Linked DNA regions of Homo sapiens: region 1 is linked to region 2. A link is a loop called in an ENCODE intact Hi-C map of the cell type or tissue named here. Cell type or tissue: HepG2. All regions are shown on one strand. Each heading gives the region's core, and the rest is flanking DNA. Links, peaks and the distances in the headings are about the cores only. Region 1 has its middle 150 kb from the start of LRIG2. Region 2 has its middle 76 kb from the start of LRIG2.

What was found. Hi-C counts contacts between places; a loop is a spot of excess contacts. Peaks named below come from ENCODE experiments on the same cell type or tissue, not always from the same donor. Only the 100,000 strongest peaks of a DNase experiment are listed, where the experiment ranks them.
Region 1: it touches region 2 in a loop (2.9-fold over the local background); 4 of 110 quality-filtered maps call a loop at or near these places.

The regions. Positions count from the first base shown.
Region 1 is chr1:113,217,401-113,228,325 of GRCh38, reverse strand. No RefSeq gene overlaps it. Among named protein-coding and RNA genes, the nearest start is that of LRIG2, 150 kb to the right of the region's middle. In HepG2, for the core only: a CTCF peak has its summit at 8,741 (motif pointing left); a DNase peak (open chromatin) is centred at 10,565.
Region 2 is chr1:113,143,288-113,155,125 of GRCh38, reverse strand. No RefSeq gene overlaps it. Among named protein-coding and RNA genes, the nearest start is that of LRIG2, 76 kb to the right of the region's middle. In HepG2, for the core only: no CTCF peak of the experiment used is centred there; DNase peaks (open chromatin) are centred at 8,185 and 8,725; H3K4me3 peaks cover 1,410 bases.

The sequences.
Region 1 (10,925 bases), core at 5,926-10,925, 73 kb before region 2:
ATTTATTCTTCTAGCAAAGAATGCACCACCAATACTGTACCCCATAATGCCTGAAGTCACAAAACACAAAGCACTAATTTTATTTTTTAATGATAACATCAGAGAAGCCAAAAGATGGGATTAGATTTCATGAAATTCATTCAGTGTCTTTTCCTTGCTGTATCTTTGTGTGAGTGTTTCTCTCTTTTTATATTTTCTTTCTGTGCCTATTTTTGGATGTGCATCAGCTTGTCCATTTCTATTGTTCACTAGATATATCTCTTTCTCATTGTTTTCTGTCATTGTTTTTCTACCCTTCTTTCTCTCTTCTTTAACAAGGCTATACTACAGAATTCTACCATTTACATTTTTGCTCTGTATTTTGAGTAGTTGTTCATTCCCAGTCTTATTGTATTCAATAGTTTTCTGTTCTCAATTTTAAAGAAAGATGACTGATGTCTTTTGTGTCTTTGTCCTTAAAATATATATTACTTTTGAATTATTTGTCTCTTGGCTGAATTTTTGTCACCGTGTAGGTCTGTATCACTGGGTGGCAAGGTTTCTTGGTACAACTAAGCATTCCTTGACCAATGTTTCCAACAAACTGTGCTGCAGTGATTCTGCTACCAATTCCAGGCATTTCTAAGTATCCATGTACTCTTTTTCTTCTTGGTCATTCAAAATGTTTTCTTATTAATATAAAAATAAGATATAGTTCAAACATAGATAATTTTAAAAAACTAACATTTATTGAGTGCCAGGCACTCTTCTAGGAGCTTTGTAGTAAATATTACCTCCTTCAAGCCTTACTCAGATGTCATAATGTCACCTTCTCAATGAGGCATTCCCTGGCCACCCTCCCTAAAATGCCAGCCTCTTTGACCCATCTTATCTTTGCTTTATTTTTTCTCCTTATTGTTCATCTCTATCTAACATGCTGTTTTTCATTATCTAGCTTCTTATTGCTCTCTCTCTCCAGAATATATGCTCTCTCAGAACAGAGATCTTTGTGGGCTTTGATCATTGCTATATCCCTGGCACCTAGGACAGTACCTGGTACATAGTGGCCCTCAGGAATACTTATAGAATGAATAAGTGAGGTCATTTGATCTTTACCATAGCCCCATACAATATCTTCTATTATTATCCCCATTTTAAAGATGAGAAAATTGAGGCACAGAGTTGGGTAACTTGCTAAGGTTATACAACTTGTAAATAGCAGAGCTGGTATCCTAACCCTAGCAGTGTGGTTCCATAGTCCTTGCTCTTCACAACCAACAATGCCCAGGTACCCACTACTACCTGCATTTACTTTTTAAAGAAAACAAAATTTTTTTTTTAATATTAAGAAGTTGAATTAGCTGGGCATGGTGGCTCATGCCTGTAATCCCAGCTACTCGGGAGGCTGAGGCAGGAGAATCACTTGAACCCAGGAAGTGGAGGTTGCAGTGAGCCAAGATTGCGCCATTGCACTCCAGCCTGGGCAACAAGAGTGAAACTCTGTCTGAAAAAAAAAAAATTAAGAAGTTGAAACCCCCTTTTAAGCTCTTCTTGTTTCTGATCCCTTCCAGCGCTCCCCAAAGACAGCCACTGTCTGGAAGCTGGCGTATGACCTTCCCACCTTCACCTCCTTGTGTGTGTTTTACACGCAGGCCTTTACTGTCTGGAGCTGTCTTCCCTGGAGCTTCTGAGCCATAGGCGAGAATGGTGTCTGGAGATACATAGGATCTACATAATTGAAAACTCCCCAAATCCATCTCTCATGTGAAGTATCGACTGCTTTTGTTCCTTTCACTTTCTTATTATTTTTTTTCCTTTTCTACTTACGGAGACTCATTTTTCTAACTGAAAATAGAAAACTTTATCAGATTGGAATAACAGTCCCTCTTGCTGTAGTTTTTTTTCCCCAAAGACTGGATGAATTTGGGCCTCGTCAGAAAGCCATCTGCTGTGTACGAACAGACCTATTCAGAGCCAGGAAAAGAAAACGAAGGAGGGGGAAAGCCCTGGCTTACTCATTTTAAAACAAAGAGCTGCGGCTTGCGAACTCCACCACGCCTTTGACAAAAGCTGACCGTGGGCAGCGGGCACTGACTGGGAAGGGAGGATGTGAAGAGCTCTGCATTGCACACGGTGGTGACCTTGCAGAACTTTGCTACCAATAAAGAAAAGATGTTTACTGAACAGGGAAGGAGGCTCCAAGTCATTCCCTCTAAGTTGGCACCAGTTCTCCATGGAAAATGGCCATTTGGTTTGTGTTCCATTGCCTGCTTCATCAATGCCCTCTCCTTACTGGCTCTATTTAACTTCTTGTTATTCCTGCTGTGTCAGGCCTCACCAGTCTTGGTTCAGGACTGTGTGGAAAGGTGTCATGAGGTTTTCAGTGGACACTTCAATCCACAGGGCTACCCTTGCTGCTTAAGGGAAGACTCACATTTGCTGTTGTAGATGAGCAGATCTTAAACTATGGGCTGCCCACTCATGGTTCCTGCTGAAATGCTTCATTTTACCTTCCTCAAGTCACCACAGCAAAAAATAAATTACAATATGAAAGTCCATGTTCAAAATCAAATAGTTTCAGTCCAGATGTGGTGGCTTACGCCTGTCATTCCAGCAACTTGGGAGGCTGAGGTGGGAGGATCCCTTGAGCTCAGGAATTTGAGACCAGCCTGGGCAACATAGACCTCATCTCTACAAAAAAAATTGTTTTTGAGATGGAGTTTTGCTCTTGTTGCCCAGGCTGGAGTGCAATGGTGCGATCTTGGCTCACTACAACCTCCGTCTCCTGGGTTCAAGCAATTCTCCTGCCTCAGCCTCCTGAGTCACTAGGATTATAGGCGCCCGCCACCACACCTGGCTAATTTTTGTTATTTTCAGTAGAAACGGGGTTTCACCATATTGGCTAGGCTGGTCTCGAACTCCTGACCTCAGGTGATCTACCTGCCTTGGCCTCCCAAAGTGCTGGGATTACAGGTGTGAGCTACCAAGCCCGGTTGAAAAAATTTTTTTAATTTTCCAGGTGTGGTGGTGCATGCCTGTAGTCCCAGCTGCTTGGGAGGCTGAGGTGGGAGGATCACTTGAGCCTGGGAGGTCAAGGCTGCAGTGAGCAGAGATTGCATCACTACACTCTAGCATGGGCAATAGAGCAAGATGCTGTCTCAAAAACAAAACAAAACAAGACAAAACAAAACAAAACATCAAAATCCAATAGTTTCAAGTCCGGGCGTGGTGGCTCACGCCTGTAATCCCAGCACTTTGGGAGGCCAAGGCGGGTGGATCATGAGGTCAGGAGTTCGAGACCAGCCTGGCCAACATGGTGAAACCCCGTCTCTACTAAAAATACAAAAATCAGCCAGGTGTGGCGGCACGCGCCTGTAGTCCCAGCTACTCGGGAGGCTGAGGCAGAGAATTGCTTGAACCTGAGAGGCAGAGGTTGCAATGAGCTGAGATAGCGCCACTGCACTCCAGCCTGGGCAACAGAGTGAGACTCCATCTCAAAAAAAAAAAAAAGAAAAAAAATCCAATAGTTTCATATTCTTAAGAACCTGTAAACTCTTTTTAAAAATTAATTTAATTTTTGATGTCTTTTTTTAATAAGTACAAAAGTAGTATACTCTGGTTGTAAAACATTTAAATAATACATAAATATATACCTGAGAGAGTTAAAGGCCTTTGTTATTCTACCTCATAGATAGTTGTTAACAGTTTGTCGTCTATTCATGTAGAACTTTTTGCCATTTGCACGCTTTTGATTTCTATAAAATTGTATGCTTTCCAGGACCTTGTACCTCCCTCAGTAATTTAGCTCCCGTCTCATCTCTAGTTACTCACTTACCATCTGTCTTTCCTACTAGCCTGTCATGTCCACGAGGGTGTAGACACAGGTCTTTAGAATTCAAATGGGAAGCTCTTTCCATCAGCACATCTTCCTCTTAACAACTGCCAGGGAATCAAGAGCATGTCCCCAACAAGAGACCTCATTGGCATCCAAACACCCCCTATGAAGCCTTTCCATTTCACACAGAGGGAAAACGTTGCATTCAGTTTTGACTCTTTTTTTTTTTTTTTGAGACAGAGTCTTGCTCTGTCGCCCAGGCTGGAGTGCGTGGCATGATCTCGGCTCACTGCAACATCTGCCTCCCAGGTTCAAGCGATTCTTTGCCTCAGCCTCCTGAGTAGCTGGGATTACAGGCACACACCACCATGCCTGGCTAATTTTTGTATTTTTAGTAGAGACAGGGTTTCACTTTATTGGCCAGGCTGGTCTCAAACTCCTGACCTCATAATCCACCCACCTTGGCCTCCCAAAGTGTTGGGATTACAGGCGTGAGCCGCTGCGCCGGGCCCAGTTTTGACATTTTTGAGTTAGAAGTAAATGAGTTAGAGAGGAAAGATTATCACTCATTATTTGAGAAGATAAAATAGCGTTCAAGGCTGATTTGGGAGGTTGCTTGCTGAGTTAATTATTCAAATACGGAGTTCAATGCTGTCTGGCCACGCTAAAAGAACGCAGGCCTGTCTTAACTCTTGGCTGTTTCCCACACCTCAGGGATCAGGGCTGGATGCAGTTAGCTTCTAGGAGCTTGCGCAAGCTCAGATCTCCCTGGTGTGGGCTGGAGGTGACCCGCTCCACGTGGGCCCTGCAGTGCTGTGAGGCTTTCCACAGGCAGCTGCACAGAATGAGATTTCCATTCACACATCCAGGGCTGGGCAAGGAGCAATAGAAGTGCCATCAGTCCAGAGATAGCCGGGTGTGAGACCCCGGGAAAGAGACTGACTTCTTAAATGACTCTCCTTTGTGGTGTAATCTTATTTATTTGTTTATCTTCCACTCTTACAGAGACTTGGATCCTTCATTTTCAGAGGTGACAATTTTCTTCTGGAAAGAATTGTGGTAATTTCTCAACATTATATTTCAACTTACACGACTTTTGTCTTTCTTCCCTTGTTTTGATTTTGCTTTGAGCTAGTTTCGTTTAGTAATTCTGATATAGAATAGCTAAAGGCAGTCTTTTCAACATTCATTGCTTTAATCATACAAAAAGAAATATTCTTTCTCCTTTCCCCCTTTTTATTCTCTCCCTTCTTTCTCCCTTCCTTTCTCTTCCCTTTCTTTTCCCTCCTTCCTCCCTCACTTCCTCTCTTCCTTCCTCTCTTCCTCCCTCTCTCCCTCTCTCTCTTTCTTCATGTATACAGTATTTGATTTTTAAATATTTTTTGGTATTATAAACCAGCTTTATTGAGGTAAATTTATTTACCACAAATTTATCACTTTTTACATGTACAATTCAATAATTTTAGTAAATTCACACAGTTTTCCCATCACCTCAATCCGATTTTAGAATGTTCATATCATCCCAAAAGGATTTGCTTTCCCCTATGGTTGGACTAATTTACACTCCCACCAACAGTGTGTAAGTGTATAAGTGTTTCTTTTTCTTCACAACCTCACCAGCATCTGTTATTTTTGACTTCTTAAATGTTGTTTTATAAAGTGCTTTGTTCATTAAAAATGTTGATTTTTCCCCAAAAATAGTATGCACAACTGCTTGTCAGATATTTAAAATGTCTTAAAAAGTCCTAGTCACCAAAGCAATGAAATTAGATGAACAGATCATGGAAGAGACTGTAACACTCGTATAGTGCCAAGTATAGGTACATTAGAGAAGTAACATTTCAAATCAGTACAGAAACAGAGGCAATTCAAGAAATGATGGTGAAAAACACTGGCTAGCCATTTGGAAGAAGTAAGCCTGGATCCAAGCCTTAATTTTTATATCAAAGTAAAATCCAGAATTATCACCAAAAGTGTATGTAAAAATGAAACTGTGAAAGTAGTAGAAAAATAAGTGAAATTTTTCATAATTTTTGGATGGAAAAACCTTTCTAACAAAAAAATTTAGATAGAAAGTACTGGTAAAGTCTGGGCGCGGTGGCTCATGCCTGTAATTCCAACACTTTGGAAGGCTGAGGCGGGCAGATCACTTGAGGTCAGTCATTCAAGACCAGCCTGGGCAACATAGCAAAACCCTGTCTCTACTAAAAATACAAAAATTAGTGGGGCATGGTGGCACACACCTGTAATCCCAGCTACTTGGAAGGCTGAGGTGGGAGGATCTCTGGAGCCTGGGAGGCAGAGGTTGCAGTGAGTCCTCATCATGCCACCGCACTTCAACCCGGGTGACAGAGAAAGACCCTGTCTCAAAAAAAAAAAAAGAAAAAGAAAGAAATTATTGGTACATCTTGCAATATAAAAATTAAATCTTCTCACCAAAAAACTATGTACCATTTAAAAGTTTGAATGATAGAGGACACATTATGAATATATATATATATATATATATATATATATATATATATGCACACACACACACACACACACATATATATATAAAACCTGCATATGGTTAATATCCTCAATATACAAAAAGCTTTTACAAATTTATAAAATTTGGCGATCACTGAGTAGTAGAATTTGGGACAATTTTACTTTCTTCTTTATAGTTTTCTATAATTTTTATCTTTTTACAGTAAGTATTTTTAATACATTAAATTCATTGTCAGTTTTTTAAAACCTGCTTTTTAAAAAATGTGGATGGGCATCTTTTTTTAGTGCTTAAAATCTAAAGCCCAAAATAATGTTTCCAGAATTGTCCACTGATTCTGCTTTGTAGTATTTATCATTATACATAGCCTTTAATGTATTCATGTAGTAAGACAAGACCAACTAAAAAAGTAAGATGAGTGAGAAATAGCAGGGAAAAAAATCACAAGACAAAAAGAATGGATTTTAATTTGAAAGGGCAAACTTCACATGGAGGCCCTCTGTTTTTTCAAAGCCTGATTTGAATCTAAATCTTTGGATTTAAATTTGACATTTTTTTAAAAAAAGATAAGAGTCCATTTAACAAAAGCTCTTTCACCCCTGGAATAGTTATTTTTAGTGCCAAGGTCTTTTCTTTCTAACATAGGTTTTTTCTTTCCTCTCTCTCCTTCCCCACACCCCCCCAGGCATCTAAGTTGTGCCATTAAATAAAATGCATGATTTAAATTTCAATTTTACTGAAGCTGCAGGTAGGATTAAAGGGATCATACAGATGAGTGATTTCACTGAATGTCACTTCACATAAATTTACATAAAGCTTCAAAAAGCCTACACAGCCTCTAAAAATTCTTCTGAAGGAGAAGGGAGGAAAACGTATATTTATTGAACACCTATGGTTTGTCAAGCCTCATACTGGACTGCTTTATTTATGTCACTTTGTTTCATCCTTAGAGCCAACAGGTGAAGTCAACATTATTATGCTCCTTTTATAGGTGAGAGAACAGACTCAGATTCAGCGATCTACTGGAAATCACTCCCACCTGATTCAAGCAGCCTTACATGACCTTTCCCCTACACCTACAAGCTTTCTCCAATACATACATCTTTGATTATAGGAGGGCTTAGACAGCATAAGTTCCCATGCGGTCCTAGAAGTCCTTTGGTGGTGTCTCAAATGGCCTGCAGACGGCAGGTGCAGATGCTTCCTCTCGGCTGCTGGGAGGCATCTGCATGGTCCCTTCTCCATGCTCAGATGAACTGTGGGGAGCACCTGGTTACTGCTGCCAGTGCTCAGAGTCCAAGGTGGTCACCTTTTGCCTTGACCAAGGCTACCAGAGTCCTGACTTCTTCCCTCACTGCAAAACCTGACCACTAGAAGCTACTGGCTTCGGTGACATTCCTGTTTTGTATTTTGTTTCTTTACATTTTATTATTTTTATTTTTTGAGACAGGGTCTCACTCTGTCCCCCAAGCTGGAGTGCAGTGTCGTGATCACAGCTCACTGCAGCCTCGATCTCTTGGGCTTAAGCAATCCTCCTACGTCAGCCTCCTGAGTAGCTAGGACCACAGGTGCGCACCACCACACCCAGCTAATTTTTGTATTTTTAGTAGAGACAGAGTTTTGCCATGTTCCTGGTCTCAAACTCTGGGGCTCAAGTGATCCGCCTGCCTTGGCCTCCCAAAGTGCTGGAATTACAGGAATGAGCCACTGCACCTGTCCAGTTTCTTTATATTTTATTTTCCCGTACTCATGTCTACTGATGTTTGGAGTCCGGCAGAGGGGGGCAGGCAGTGACCTGGCTCTGCACAAGCAGCTTAATCCCTCTAAGCTTGTCTTCTTATCTGAAAAAGGGAGATCTCACCAGTCCATAGCTGGCAGGGTTACCGATTGAATGACTGAGTGCATGAAGAGTGATCAGCACAGTGCCGAGTGCTGCATGCGTGCTTCATAAACGTGAGCTATTGCTGTGGCTGCTCTTGCCTGCTCTTTTGACTGCAGCCCCTCTGCCTGGCCTCAGAGGCCCACCTAAGGGAAGATGTCAAAATCACCCTCTCCTGCTGACTGGGCCATTGTGTCTGGACCAAACGGGTGTGCTGGACTCCTGCCTTTGAGGCACATTTTCCCCAGCCAGCTCCATAAGCCTGGTAGGCCCACCTCCCACCAGGCCTGTGGTCACTCTGGGCCTGGATTCTAGGATGGCCCCAATTTAGGCACAAATTTAATCAGGGGTTTGAGCCGGGTGTCCTCTAGAACCAAAAAAAAAAAAAAAAAAAAAAAAACCACAGGGCTGACATGCTCATGTAATAAATGTCTAATTAAATTTTTTCCTGAGGACAATTCTGCCAGAAATTTGTCCCAACAGAGTAACAGAGTGGCTGGCAGAGGAGTGAGCATTGCCTAGGTGGGTTGTCAGTGGCTGATGGTGTCTCCCCCTGCAGGTCCAACTCCCAGAGCAGCTGTCCTCCTGGGGCAAAACAGAGCTACTGTGAAGCACCCTCTTCCCGGGCTCCTTTTTGCCTCCCTCACGCCCACCTGCTTTTCTGACCTTCCTAGCAGATCACTGCTGAGTGGACAGATGCCAGGGGCTCACTTTTCCATTGCCAGTGGCCTGACTGACAGAAGCATGGGCAATTCAGGTGCAAACTCAGTCCATATCTGTTACCGGTGTGAACCCCGAAAATCTGAGGCATGTCTCAGTTAATTTAGAAAGTTTACTTTGCCAAAGTTGAGGACACGTGCCCATGGTACAGCCTCAGGAGGTCCTGATGGCATGTGCCAAGGTGGTCAGAGCACAGTTTGGTTTTATACATCGTAGGGAGACATGAGATCAATCAACATACGTAAGATGAGCATTGGCTCGGTCTGGAAAGGCGGGACAACTTGAAGCAAAAGTGGGGAGGGGGCTTCCAGGTCATAGGTAGATAAGAGACAAATGGTTACGTTCTTTTGAGTTTCTGATTAGCCTCTCCAAAGGAAGCAATCAGATATGCATTTATCTCAGTGAGCATAGGGGAGACTTTGAATAGAATGGGAGGCAGGTTGGCTCTAAGCAGTTCCCAGTTTGACTTTTCCCTTTAGCTTAGTGATTTGGGGACCCCAAGATTTATTTTCCTTTCACATTGGCTAGGATTCTAAGAGACAGAGAGAGGACCCAGGTACAAGCACTGGGTGCTTCCTGCAAAGCCCCAGCCTCACTTGATTATTCTGTTCCCTTTAATGCATCTGCACGCCCTTGTTTCCAAACGATTGCTCATGCTGTTCCCTGTGCTTGAAATGCCTTCCCCCATTTCTGTGTGTAGAAGTCTTTAACGGCTCCTCCATAAAGTTTTCAGACACCCCCTGACCATTATGATCTGCTCATACCTCTAAATTAGCAATAATACTTCCCTCCATGTGTGCATGAGACCTCGTGTGCTCCATTCGAGTTGGTTTCAATTGTGATCTCATTTCATTTCACACATTTAAAAACATTATTCTGAGAAGGGGTCTATACTTCTGATTTCCAATGACACCAAAAAGATTAAGAATCCCTGACCTAGCTTGTGTTTAATATTTCAGGAGGGTGGAGACCATGTTATAGTCCCTTTTCGCCCTCTACCTTTAACACTGCCTAGCATAGTTTGTTGACTTGAACTTGCCAGTGTGGGGGACGGTCCCCACAACCAGTTGTGACAGTGAGTCCCACGGATCCGGCTGCTCATGGCTGGTAGAGTCCAATTAATAAGGAGTTCTGGCGGAAAGAAAGTGACTTTTATTCCAGAGCTTAGCTGAGAGGAAGAAGTACAGGCTCCTGCCTTAAGGGTATTACTTCAGCTTTCAGGGCAGAAAGCAGGGGCTTTTAAAGGGGGACTTGGAGTCAACCTCATGTAGGAGGTAGGGGAGGAGGTGTGGGGCCCATGTGACTTGCTTCCTGGGTCTTATCTATCAAGTGGTCTGGCTAGCACCATTGTGGGCAGGGCCCTGTTGTAAATTGACAATTTTAATTTTATCTAGGGCAAAATTTAGGTTGTAAATTAACTGTTATCTTGAGGCAATCTCCTGGCGAGAGAGAGTTCCAGAAGTGCCTGCTGTGTTTCAAGGTTCAGCCTCCAGAACTTCTAAGTAAACACATAGTTAGATAAGCTTGCCGTGTAGGGAGTGTCTGGTGGAGAGAAGGTAAAGGTTATAATTGCATTCCTAAAGAGCTAAGTAGGAGGTGGGGGAAAAGGAAAAAGGTTAAGAAAATCCATTTTTTTCTTTTAAAAATGTGGTAATCAGTTACACTCATGCAGCATGCACTGCTCAGGAAGGCAGCGTGTCCCTCATCAAGGCCCAGGGTCACTTTGATTTTGCGTGTGCTGCTCTGTTGACCAGGCCCTGGACTGGCCTTGAGCCTCCTGTGCTCCTGACCCAGACATGGCCACATCATGCTGGGATCCAGCAGTGAGCATGCACGCAGCTCCTCAAGGTCACACAGAGGCTCCGTCTCGGGGCTTAGGATCTCAAACACTAAATACAGTTTCAGCTGAATTTCCTTTTGACTAATTTGTCTTCTTTAGTATCCAAAGAGGAAAATCAGGCCCATTGTTCTGCTCTTAATAAAATAAAATTCAATCTGCAGAAGCAGAAGAAAGCTGGTGG
Region 2 (11,838 bases), core at 6,193-11,192:
AACTATGGAGACAATAAAAAGATTAGTGGCTGCCAGAGGTGAGAGGAAGAAGGGGATGAACAGACAGAGCATAGAGGATTCTTAGGGCAGAGAAACGGCTCTGTATGATAACACAGTGGTGGATACATGTCGTTACACTTTCGTCAAAACCCACAGAGTGTACAACACCAAGAGTGAACCCTAATGTAAACTATGAACCTTGGTTGATAATGATGTGCCAATGTAGGTTCATAGATTGTAACAAATGGACCACCCTGGGGCAGAATGTTGATAGTGGGGGAGGTTGTCCGTGTGTGGGGATGGGGGACATGGGACATTTCTGTACTTTCCATTTAATTTTGCTGTGATGTAAAAACTGCTCTAAAAATGTTTATTAATTGAAAGAAATGAAGGAAAAGGCCAACAATGAAAAGAAAGTTTTTCTCTTCCCTATCCCTAAGTGACCCAGTTTCTTCTCCTGCCACCCTCAAGTCACTCACTGTGACCAGTTTCTTGAGTATTCTTTAAAGATATCCTTGGTATTTACATATATGGCCATGTTCTTTTGATACCACAGTTGCCTCCCTTAGGGAAAAAGAATGTTTGGAGTTAACCTGAGGGAACAATTCCTTCCCTCAACCCTCTGTATGCTTCCTTTAAATTTTTGAAGCTCAGATACCAAATGGAATATAATGGAGTATGTTTTTATGTTTCCTGGGAGTTGGTGAGGTGTACTGAAGAGCCTGGCATCTAACATCTGTTGGGACTAAGTTCAAATTCATACCTACGGTGGGTGACTTCACCTTTCTGAACCATTTCCACCTCTGAAAAATGGAGGTAATCATCCCTACCTCCAAGGGCTGCTGTGAGGATAAAATAAGAGAATGAGGGGGAAACATCTGCCACCCTCCTTCCTTTCCCTCCTACAGTTTCTCCAATGCTTTTTAAGAATAGAGAGAAAAGGAAAAGCAAATTCCCAAAATCTACACGCTGTGTAATGATTAGCTTTGACCTAATTCTACTTCAAAATGTTTCCTTCTCTTACCCCCCACTACCTCCCACCCAGATGCCTAGTATAAAGAACTCATGAAAACTTAGGCCAGATGGGAACCTGGAATATTAAAGCCTTTGAGAAAACATCTGTTTGTTCATTTATTACCATGTTTTTGCTTCTGTCTTGTTTGGTCATAAGAGCCTATGGGGAAGTCCTTTGCACTTTAGTCTATACAGGGCTCTTATATCCTTCATTTTACTTCGCAACTCTGTGAAAAAAGGAGAAAACTGAGGTTCAGAAATCAAATGCTTCGGCTAAGAGGCATCTGGCAGAAACGGGGCTAGACCCAAGTTCTTCTCACTGGTTTCCTTGCCTTTTTCTATCTCTAGTTGGCTTTCATGCGTAATCGCTACTGCATCAGTTAGGATGCATTTGGCTGCAAGCAAGAGAAAATCCAAGTCACCCTGGCTCATGTAACTGGAAATCCACAGATTCTGTGGCTTCAGAATGAGCTTAAGGCAGTGGCTCTGCTCTCTTCTCTGCTCCTCCCTTGCTTTCTCCCTCCTCTCTGTGTTGGCTTTTTCCCCCTCATAATCTGGCCCTGCTGTATTACATTTGTCTTTTTGTTAGGTATCCAGCATTCCCCCGAATTCCAACTTCAAATTGTTGCCTTAATTTCTCTTTTGGAGAAATTGTCACTTGTGTAATGCCTCCCTTATGCTGTGGGGCTGAAGTGGTCAGATCATTCATCTCCCTGGCCCCCAGCTTGTGGGGAGAAGGGGAGTGATTCACAGCCTTGGCCAATTGGAGGCTCTCTGCTAGACTTTGAATCTTGGACAAGAGCCAGAAGGGCAGGCTGCAACAGTGCCCAGGCCCAGGCATTTCTATGGGGCGGTGCTGCTTGCAGCTCCATTGCCTGACCACTGAAGTCCTTCTGGCTCTTGCCCCATTTTCCAGGCCCAGCTCTTCAGCTTCTCCCTTGTGGATTCTGGAAGCCTCCACTATTCTGCCAGTAAATTTCCTCTTTGTTCAAGACGGCCAGAGACATTTTCTATTGCTTGCCATCAAGAACCCCAATCATACCATGTACCCAGCAATTCCACTCCTAGGTAGGTACCCAAGAGAAATGACAGCATATCTCCATATAAAATTTTGTACACCAGTGTTCATAGCAGCATTCCTCGTGATGGCAAAAACAAACAAACCACGTGTCCATTAACTGATACATGGGTAAATAAAATGTGGTAGGCTGCAGGTGGTGGCTCACGCCTGTAATCCCAGCACTTTGGGAGGCTGAGGCAGGCAGATCACCTGAGGTGGGGAGTTCAAGACCAGCCTGACCAAAATGGAGAAACCCTGTCTCTACTAAAAATACAAAATTAGCCAGGCGTGGTGGCGCATGCCTGTAATCCCAGCTATTTGGGAGACTGAGGCAGGAGAATTGCTTGAACCCAGGAGGCGGGGGTTGTGGTGAGCCAAGATCACACCATTGCACTCCAGCCTGGGCAACAAGAGTGAAACTCCATCTCAAAAAAAAAAAAAAAAAAAAAATTAAAATTAAATGTGCTATATTCATACAGTGGAATATTATTCTTCCATAATTAAGAAATGAAGTACTGGCCGGGCTCAGTGGCTCAAGCCTGTAATCCCAGCACTTTGGGAGGCCGAGGTGGGTGGATCACGAGGTTGGGAGATTGAGACCATCCTGGCTAACACGATGAAACCCCGTCTCTACTAAAAATACAGAAATTAGCCGGGCATAGTGGTGGGCGCCTGTAGTCCCAGCTACTCGGGAGGCTGAGGCAGGAGAATGGCGTGAACCCGGGAGGCGGAGCTTGCAGTGAGCCGAGATTGCGCCACTGCACTCCAGCCTAGGCAAATCCATAGAGACACAGAATAGATTAATTTTTGCTAGGGGTTTGGCAGGAAGGGGAAGTGATTACTAATTGATATGGGACTTCTTATGAGGCTGATGAAAATGTTCTAAAATTGTGGTTGCCCCACTCTGAATCTATTAAAGCCTGCTGAATTGTACACTTTAAAAGGGTGAATTTTATGATATATGAATTATATATCAATAAAGCTGTTATTTTAAAATAAAAGATCCCTTCTAGCGTAGAGAGCTGAATGGAGAGGCAGCCTGTGTGCTGGGAAGAACACCACCACTGGAGCTCCAGAAGATTTAGTTGTAATCTCAGGTTTATTTCTTGCCAACCTTAAATTTCACCATTTTGGTCCTTGATTTCTTTATTGCTAACATGATGAGACTTAGTAAATCAGTGTTTCTAAAACTTCAGTCATTTGTGTGCCACCTTCATGATTTTTGTCACATCATTGTGCCAACTGAATGGTTATTTACCTGTGTTTTTTTTTTTTTTTTTTTTGAGATGGACTTTTGCTCTTGTCGCCCAGGCTGGAGGTCAGTGGCACGATCTCAGCTCACTGCAAACTCCGCCTCCCAGGTCCAAGTGATTCTCCTGCTGAGCCTCCAGAGTAGCTGGGATTACAGGCATGCGTCACCACGCCCGGCTAATTTTGTATTTTTAGTAGAGACGGGGTTTCTCCATGTTGGTCAGGCTGGTCTCCAACTCCCAACCTCAGGTGATCCGCCCACCTCGGCCTCCCAAAGTGCTGGGATTACAGGCATGAGCCACCGCGCCCGGCCCACCCGGTTATTTCTTTAAATTAGTTCACCTTTTGTAAAACTTTTATTTTAGGTTCAGGGGTACATGTGCAGTTTTGCTCTACAGGTCAACTCGTGTCACAGGAGTTTGTTGTACAGATTATTTCATCACCCAGGTATTAAGCCTAGTACCCATTAGTTATTTTTCTAGATCCTCTCCCTCCTCCCACCCTCCACCCTCCAATAGGCCCCAGTGTGTGTTGTTCCCCTCTGTGTGTCCATGTGTTCTCACCATTTAGCTCCCACTTATAAGTGAGAACATGTGGTATTTGGTTTTCTGTTCCTGCATTAGTTTGCTAAGGATAATGGCCTCTAGCTCCGTCCATGTTCCTGCAAAGGACATGATCTAATTTTTTTTTATATAACTACATAATATTCCATGGTATATATGTACCACATTTTCATTATCCAGTCTACCACTGATGGGCATTTAGGCCGATTCCATGTCTTGGCTATTGCAAATAGTGCTGCAGTAAACATACGTGCGCATGTGTCTTTATGATAGAACAATTTATATTCCTTTGTAATAGGATTGGTGGGTTGAATGGTATTTCTGTTTTCAGGTCTTTGAGGAATCACCACACTGTTTTCCACAATGGTTGAACTGATTTACATTCCCACCAACAGTGTATAAGCATTCCTTTTTCTCCACAACCTCACCAGCATCTGGATGTTGTTGGTTTTTTTACTTTTTAATAGCCATTGTAACAGCCATTCTAACTGGTATGAAATGGTATCTCATTGTGGTTTTGATTTGCATTTCTCTGATGATCAGTGATGTTGAGCTTTGTTTCATACACCTGTTGGCCGCATGTATGTCTTCTTTCGAAAAGTGTCTTTTCATATCCTTTGCCCACGTTTTAACAGCGTTGTTTATTTTCTTGTAAATTTGTTTAAGTTCCTTAATAGATGCTGGATATTAGACTTACACCATATACAACAATCTACTTAAGATGAATTACAAACTTAAATGTAAAACCCCAAACTATAAAAACCATGAAAGACAACCTAGGCAATACCATTCTGGACATAGGAATGAGCAAAGATTTCATGACAATGACACCAAAAGCAATTGCAACAAAAGCAAAAATTGACAAATGAGATCTAATGTGACTAAAGACTTGCAACAGCAAAACAGAGTAAACAGACAACCTACAGAATAGGAGAAAATTTTTGCAAGCTATGCATCTGACAAAGGTCCACGTTTTTTTTGTTTTATTTTGTTTTTTTGCAACAGAGTCTCGCTGTGTTGCCCAGGCTGGAGTGCAGTGATAATCTGAACTCACTGCAACCTCCGCCTCCCGGGTTCAAGCAATTCTCCTGCCTCAGCCTCCCAAGTAGCTGGGATTACAGGCATGCACCACCACCCCTGGCTAATTTTTGTATTTTTAGTAGAGACGGGGTTTCTGCGTGTTGGCCAGGCTGGTCATGAACTCCTGACCTCAAGTGATCTGCCCACCTCGGCCTCCCAAAGTGCTGGGATTGCAGACGTGAGCCACCACGCCCGGCCTCCACCTTGTTTTTTTTTTTAAACCTAGCATCATTCTAAACAAAAATATCTGTAGACTCATGGGTTTGCTGTGCTAGTTGTATTTTCCCCAAACATAATAAAATCAGCCCTAGACAGTAAAATTTAAAATGTCCATCCATCCCCCATGTCACCATTTCTGTTCCTACCGTTTGGGAACCCTGTACTTGAAGATTCCATTCCAAGCACAAGTGTAGCTTGTGCTACAAACTAGCCTAGAGGGTAGGGACAAAAGTCTTCCCTTATTTCTTCCTTCAACTATCACAGATATTTTAATCACAGGCCTCATGTGGCCTTGCCCTGCTCTGAGGGTGGGGTTTCTGGTCTGCTAAAAGAGGAGGGCTTGGCCGGGCACGGTGGCTCATGCCTGTAATCCCAGCACTTTGGGAGGCCGAGGTGGGCAGATCAGGAGTTCAGGAGTTCAAGACCAGCCTGACCAAGATGGTGAAACCCCGTCTCTACTGAAAATACAAAAATTAGCCAGACGTGGTGGCACGTGCCTGTAATCCTAGCTACTCAGGAGGTTGAGGCAGGAGAATCGCTTGAACCCTGGAGGCACAGGCAGTGAGCTGAGATCACACCACTGCACTCCAGCCTGGGCCACAAGAGTGCCCCCCAAAAAAAGAGGGCTGCCACAGGGCCAGCTCCATTCAGTAAGCAGATGGGTGCCTCCTGGGATGCTGGGGATGGTCATTGTTATTCTAATTTTGCTGAGGAGATTGTCTGAGAAACATTAACTAATATACCACAAGAAAACAAAACAGATCTTTTGACAATTCCAGTGCTTGTTTAACTAGTGGGTTGGTGCAAAAGTAATTGTGGCATTTTGCCATCACTTTAATGGCAAAAACTGTAATTACTGTAAAATAATGGCATTTTGCCGTTACTTTAATGGCAAAAACGACAGTTATTTTGCACCAACCTAATATATCATAGTAGGCCCTGAGGCTGGATTTTGGGGTAGATGTAATTGTGGTCTTTATCAAACCGGGCTATACACATGACTGCCACATTTGCCTGTGGGTAGGATCAGCATTGAGGAATGAGACACAAGTGTGGCTCTTTTTAGGGGTAGAAAGGGTATGATACATTTCCTCCATCATAAGGGTCATGGCTAAGACTCCTATAATGAAAGACAGGTTAACAAGAGAAAAACATAAGTGATTTATGTAATCAAAGTTTTACCTGAAGGCTGGGCGTGGTGGCTCACGCCTATAATCCCAGCACTTTGGGAGGCGGATGGATCACGAGGTCAGGAGATCGAGACCATCCTGGCTAACATGGTGAAACCCCGTCTCTACTAAAAATACAAAAAAAAAAAAAATTAGCCGGGCGTGGTAGCGGGCGCCTGTAGTCCCAGCTATTCGGGAGGCTGAGGCAGGAGATGGCGTGAACCCGGGAGGCAGAGCTTGCAGTGAGCCGAGATCGCACCACTGCACTCCAGCCTGGGCGACAGTGAGAGACTCTGTCTAAAAAAAAAAAAAAAAAAAAAAAAAGTTTTACCTGATACAGGAGCCTTCAGAAATGAAGACCAAAGGGAAAACTGTCCATTTTTTAGATTTGATGAAGGGTGGACAGCTATGTAGAGATGTGATTGGACAAAAAGAATGATGTGATAGTAATAGAGTGGGAAACCCGGCAAGGCCTGTCTGTTCAGGTTCTTCTTAGTCTCTCTGTGTGGCATTCCTTCCTCCCAGATATGAAGCAGGATCCTTTTTGGAATGAGGATCTTATTACCTACTATTGAACAAAGATAGGGCTGATAATTTCTTTATGACCAGCTCCTACACAGAAAGGTGGGGGAAGGTGAAAGTAATATTTCTAGGTTGTATGGTTTGCCCTGGGGGAAAGGGGCTGTAGTCTCTATGACCTGCCTTGGGGAGGGGCATTCAGGGTTCTGTGACTTACCTCAGGGGAGAATGAAGGGCGAGAGACAGGAGGGCAGGAGAAAGTCAGAGAGCTCGGTTCTGAGGCTGCTTGCGAGGCCTTCCACTGTCCTTTAATTCAAAGTACTCAGCATGCCAAAGCATTAGGGTAATTTTTCGGAAACAGCTTCTATGATGAAAATTCCATCCATTGAATTTCTAGCATTTCCATAGATCAGTGATGAACAGTAACAAACTCCCCTGTTACTTCTTTCATCACACTATCCCACTTAGAGTTATCAGCTCACAATCTGTATTCTCTGCTAGTCAGAAATCATGTCTTTCTTATTGGTTGCTGTGTCTGCAGCTAATAAGAAGCAGGCATTTAGAAGCAGTCCAGTATTTGCCACATAGTAGGCCCATACTAAATCTCAGTTTAATTAACTAATGGTCCCTTGCCTCGAGGATCATATAGACCAGAGTGTGTGTGGCTGGGAGGTAGAATGGGGTAGTCTGAGACAAGCCCACAGACAAAGGGCAGATTTACTACTGTGTGCACGTGCCTGCACAGTGGGCAGGGGGCTGGTGAGCCCTTCAGCCCTGTGTCCTACATCCTCTGCATGGAGCAGGCTGTTGCCACCACCTGGGTCCATTGGTAAGGGTGGTTTCCATCTGTCCAGATAGGAGACCAGAGCAGAGCAGTGATGCATGTATTCCATCCAACAAATAGCTGTTGACAGCCAGCCCCATGCAGAGCCCCCTGCCAGGCACCATAGAGGAGACAAATGTAACTCAGCCCTGAACTGAGTCCTGTGCAGGACTCCTGAGTACACCCATTCACCAGCCCAGGCCTGCCAATTCCTCGCTCAGTGTTCTTTCTACAACAGCACTGCCTTCCAAAAGTGATCCCCTAGCTGCCAGATTTAGGAGGATTCTTCTAGCAGTGTGCATGAGGAGGCTGTATATAGAGTTTTCTACTGAGATGTACTAACACAGGTGCCTGCAGTGTGCTCAGTGCTAGGGTGCAATGGAAGTAAGACTCATCTTTGCCCCAGGGAGTAGCTGTGTCTGTAGTGGTAGCTGTGTCTGTAGTCCAGGTCAGATGGAGGAGATAAGAGGGGCCTGCTCTCAGTCAGTAGTCTAGACAGGATGTGGGGTTAGTGTCTGGGAAGCTGAGAACAGAGAAGCCATGGGCAGAGGGAGGGAGGAGCGGGTGTGCAGGAGCACATGAAGCACTCGGGATCTGGGGCTTCAGTAACCTATGGCTGTCTGGGTGGTTCTAGTCATGGCATGAGGCACTTACCCTAATGTAACAAGCCCACATGTTCCTTCAGCAGCCCCTGCCCTTCTTTGGACCAGCGATCACGATGGGCATGAAAGCTTTCCGCTTTTTGCTTCCTACTTTCAGCAGTCTTTTCCCATTAGGTTTCCGCTCTTCAGGCTACATGAGCACCAAGGCCTGTTTTCTGAAATGTGTGTGCTCACTTACATTGGGTGGACCAGTGTAGACACAATTGCCTGAGCGATTCTGAGGCATGTCCAGTTGTCCAGGCAGATCAAGGACAGAGAAACAGACTAAAGAGCTTTTGTGAAGCCTAAAGTGGTGATATAATAGTTGGTGTACAGCAGAGTTTCTGAACTTCAGCACTATTGACATTTTGGGCCAGATAATTCTTAGTTATGAGGGGCTGACTTGTGCATTGCAGGGTTTAGCAGTATCCCTGCCCTCCACTCAGTACATAATAGTGAGCAACTCCCAAGCTGTCACAACCATAAATACCTCCAGAAACTTCCTGTGTCCCCAGGGTGTATGTGTAAAATCATCCCCTGTTAAGAACCACCGGTGTACAGGCTTTGAGTCTGAGTCCTGGTTCTACCGTTTGCCAGCTGTATGAACACAGGCAGCTTATTTAACTGACCTGTGGCTCAGTTTCTTTATCTGTAACTTCACTGTGCCTCAGTTTCCTCTTATGTAAAATGGGGATAAAATTGATCTTATGGAGTTATTGTACAGATTAAGAGTTTTATGTAAAGTGCCTAGAGCAATGCCTGACACACAGTAAACATTAACTATTGTTATGGTTAATAATAACACTCAGCCTCTCTTGTGTACATCCTATACTGAAGCAACACATCTCCTTGAGCATAGAGGGTAACAGTAGAGGTTTCTGAACCTTTTAGTCACTGTCTAACCCTCAGCCTAGAGCAAACAATGGGACCAAGCATTCGTTTATGATCTATTGGAGGAGCCCTAAGCATGGGACACTAGTGTCCACTCTGCCACCAAATGATGCCCTTGCCCATGTGGCCTTGGGCAAGTCCTTGCTCCTCTCTGGCCCCAGTCCACTCATCTATAAAATGAATTGGTGGGTCTAAATAATTCCTAAATTTGGCCGGGCACAGTGGCTCACACCTGTGATCCCAGCACTTTGGGAGGCCGAGGCGGGCGGATCACCTGAGGTCAGGAGTTCGAGACCAGCCTGGCCAACATGGTGAAACCCCGTCTCTATTAAAAAATACAAAAATTAGCCAGGCGTGGTGGCAGGCGACTTAATCCCAGCTACCTGGGAGGCAGAGGCAGGAGAATCATTTGAACCCGGGAGGCAGAGGTTGCAGTGAGCTGAGATAGAGCCATTGCACTCAAACCTGGGGGATAAGAGCAAGACTTCTCTTAAAATAATAATAATAATAATTTCTAAATTTGATTATACATTATAATCACTTGAAGACATCACAAAATGCAGATTCCCGGACTCTGCCAATCAAATCCAAGTTTCTGGAAATGGAGGCTGAGAATCTGCATTTTACTAAACTCCTTAGAGGATCATGATGTTAGCCAGGCGTGGTGGCTCACGCCTGTAATCCCAGCACTTTTGGGAGGCTGAGGCCTATGGATCTCCTGAGGTCAGGAGTTCGAGACCAGCCTGGTCAACATAGTGAAACCCCATCTCTACTAAAGATACAAAAAAATTACCTGGGCATGGTGGCAGGCACCTGTAATCCCAGCTACTAGGGAGGCTGAGGCAGGAGAACCACTTGAACCTGGGAGGTGGAGGTTGCAGTGAGCCGAGATTGTGCCATTGCACTCCAGCCTGGGCAACAAGCGAAACACCGTCTCAAAAAAAAAAAAGTGGATCATGATGTTCAGTCAGGTTTGAAAGCAACTGACTAGATCAGCTGTAAGGCCCCTTTCAATATTCAGATTCCTAAGATACATTAATTATAGACTCATGGAGCAGAAAGGAGCTTTGAGTGGTCATGTGCCTTAGAGGACCAGGGCAGATGGCTGCTTTCCTGTGAGAAAGCTATGCTAGTGCTCTGGTGGCTCTTCCAGGGTTTAATTATCCCTAGCATTAGGAAGATATACTTTCTATCTAATCAAATGCTTCATCTCAGCAATTTACCTCCCACTCTGCTGGCTTTGTACTTAAGGGTGTAGAGAAGGGCTGGTCAGTTCCCTGTAGTGTAGCCCTTCATGTACTTGAGTGCTGTTGGAAGTCAGACTAGACCTGACATTATTACTGGTGAAAATGTCTCTTGACTTTGGGCTTTCCTTTCCATTCCCATTGCAACTGCCCAAGTTTAGGCTGCTAGCGTGTCTTGTTTGGACCATATAACACCTTTCTAACTAGTCTTCTGACCTCCAGTCTCTTCTCTATTCAATCTTCATGGTACAGTTATTTTCCTAACCCCCAGCCCTGAATGTATCACTTCTCCTGCCCACAAATCCTCCATGCCTCCCAATCAAAACGAAAGCCCTCATCCTGTCATTCAAGGCCTTTCAGAGCCTGACCCCACCTACACTTTTGCTTTCTTAGCTTATTACATTTCTCTTCCATAACTCCCTCAGGCCAAGAGCCTCCTTGGGCTACAATTTACTTTGCTGAATTTTTTTGACAGGTTTCCCAAACTTGAATAACCATGGAAGTCCCCTCCCCACCACTGCCTATGTTTCATGGCAAAATATTTACAAACATCTCATGGATACTAAGTGATTCACGGTACTCAGTTTGGGAAACACTCTCTCTGCCCTTCCTTCTGGTTGCCAGCGGCTTAACTATCTATTTCAAGAGCTTCCCAGGTCTTGAACTGCAACTCAAAATAACTATCTAATGTTGTCATACCTGCTACCTCTCAATCTGATTTTATTTTATTTATTTTATTTATTTATTTATTTATTTATTTATTTATTTATTTATTTATTTATTTTGAGATGGAGTCTCGCTCTGTCACCCAGGCTGCATCTCAGCTTACTGTAACCTCCCCCTCCCAAGTTCAAGCAATTCTCCTGCCTCAGCTTCCCGAGTTGTTGGGATTACAGGTGCCTGCCACCATGCCAAGCTAATTTTTGTATTTTTAGTAGAGATGGGGTTTTGCCATGTTGGCCAGGATGGTCTCGAACTCCTGACCTCAGGTGATCCGCCTGCCTTGGCCTCCCAAAGTGCTGGGATTACAGGCGTGAGCCATTGTGCCCAGTCCAATCTGACTGTTTTTAAATACTGAGAAGGCTCTACAGAGCTATGGAACGGGAACACTCCACTATCACCACTCTTACTCCTTCTTTTTCTTCTTTCCTGAGCTGATACCACATTTTCCTCAAGAGTTGAATTGCTCAAGGTCTATCATGATTTAATTAAATGAGCATAGTTGACCATTCAACCATCTTTGTTTTCCTAACTCCAAATAGCCTCCTGGAGCAGGTATGTATCTATGCCTCCTGGGGCTACTCCCTATTCCTGCACCTGTGACAGACATTGTTGGTGAATTACAGCACTTGCCTCTGGGGCCT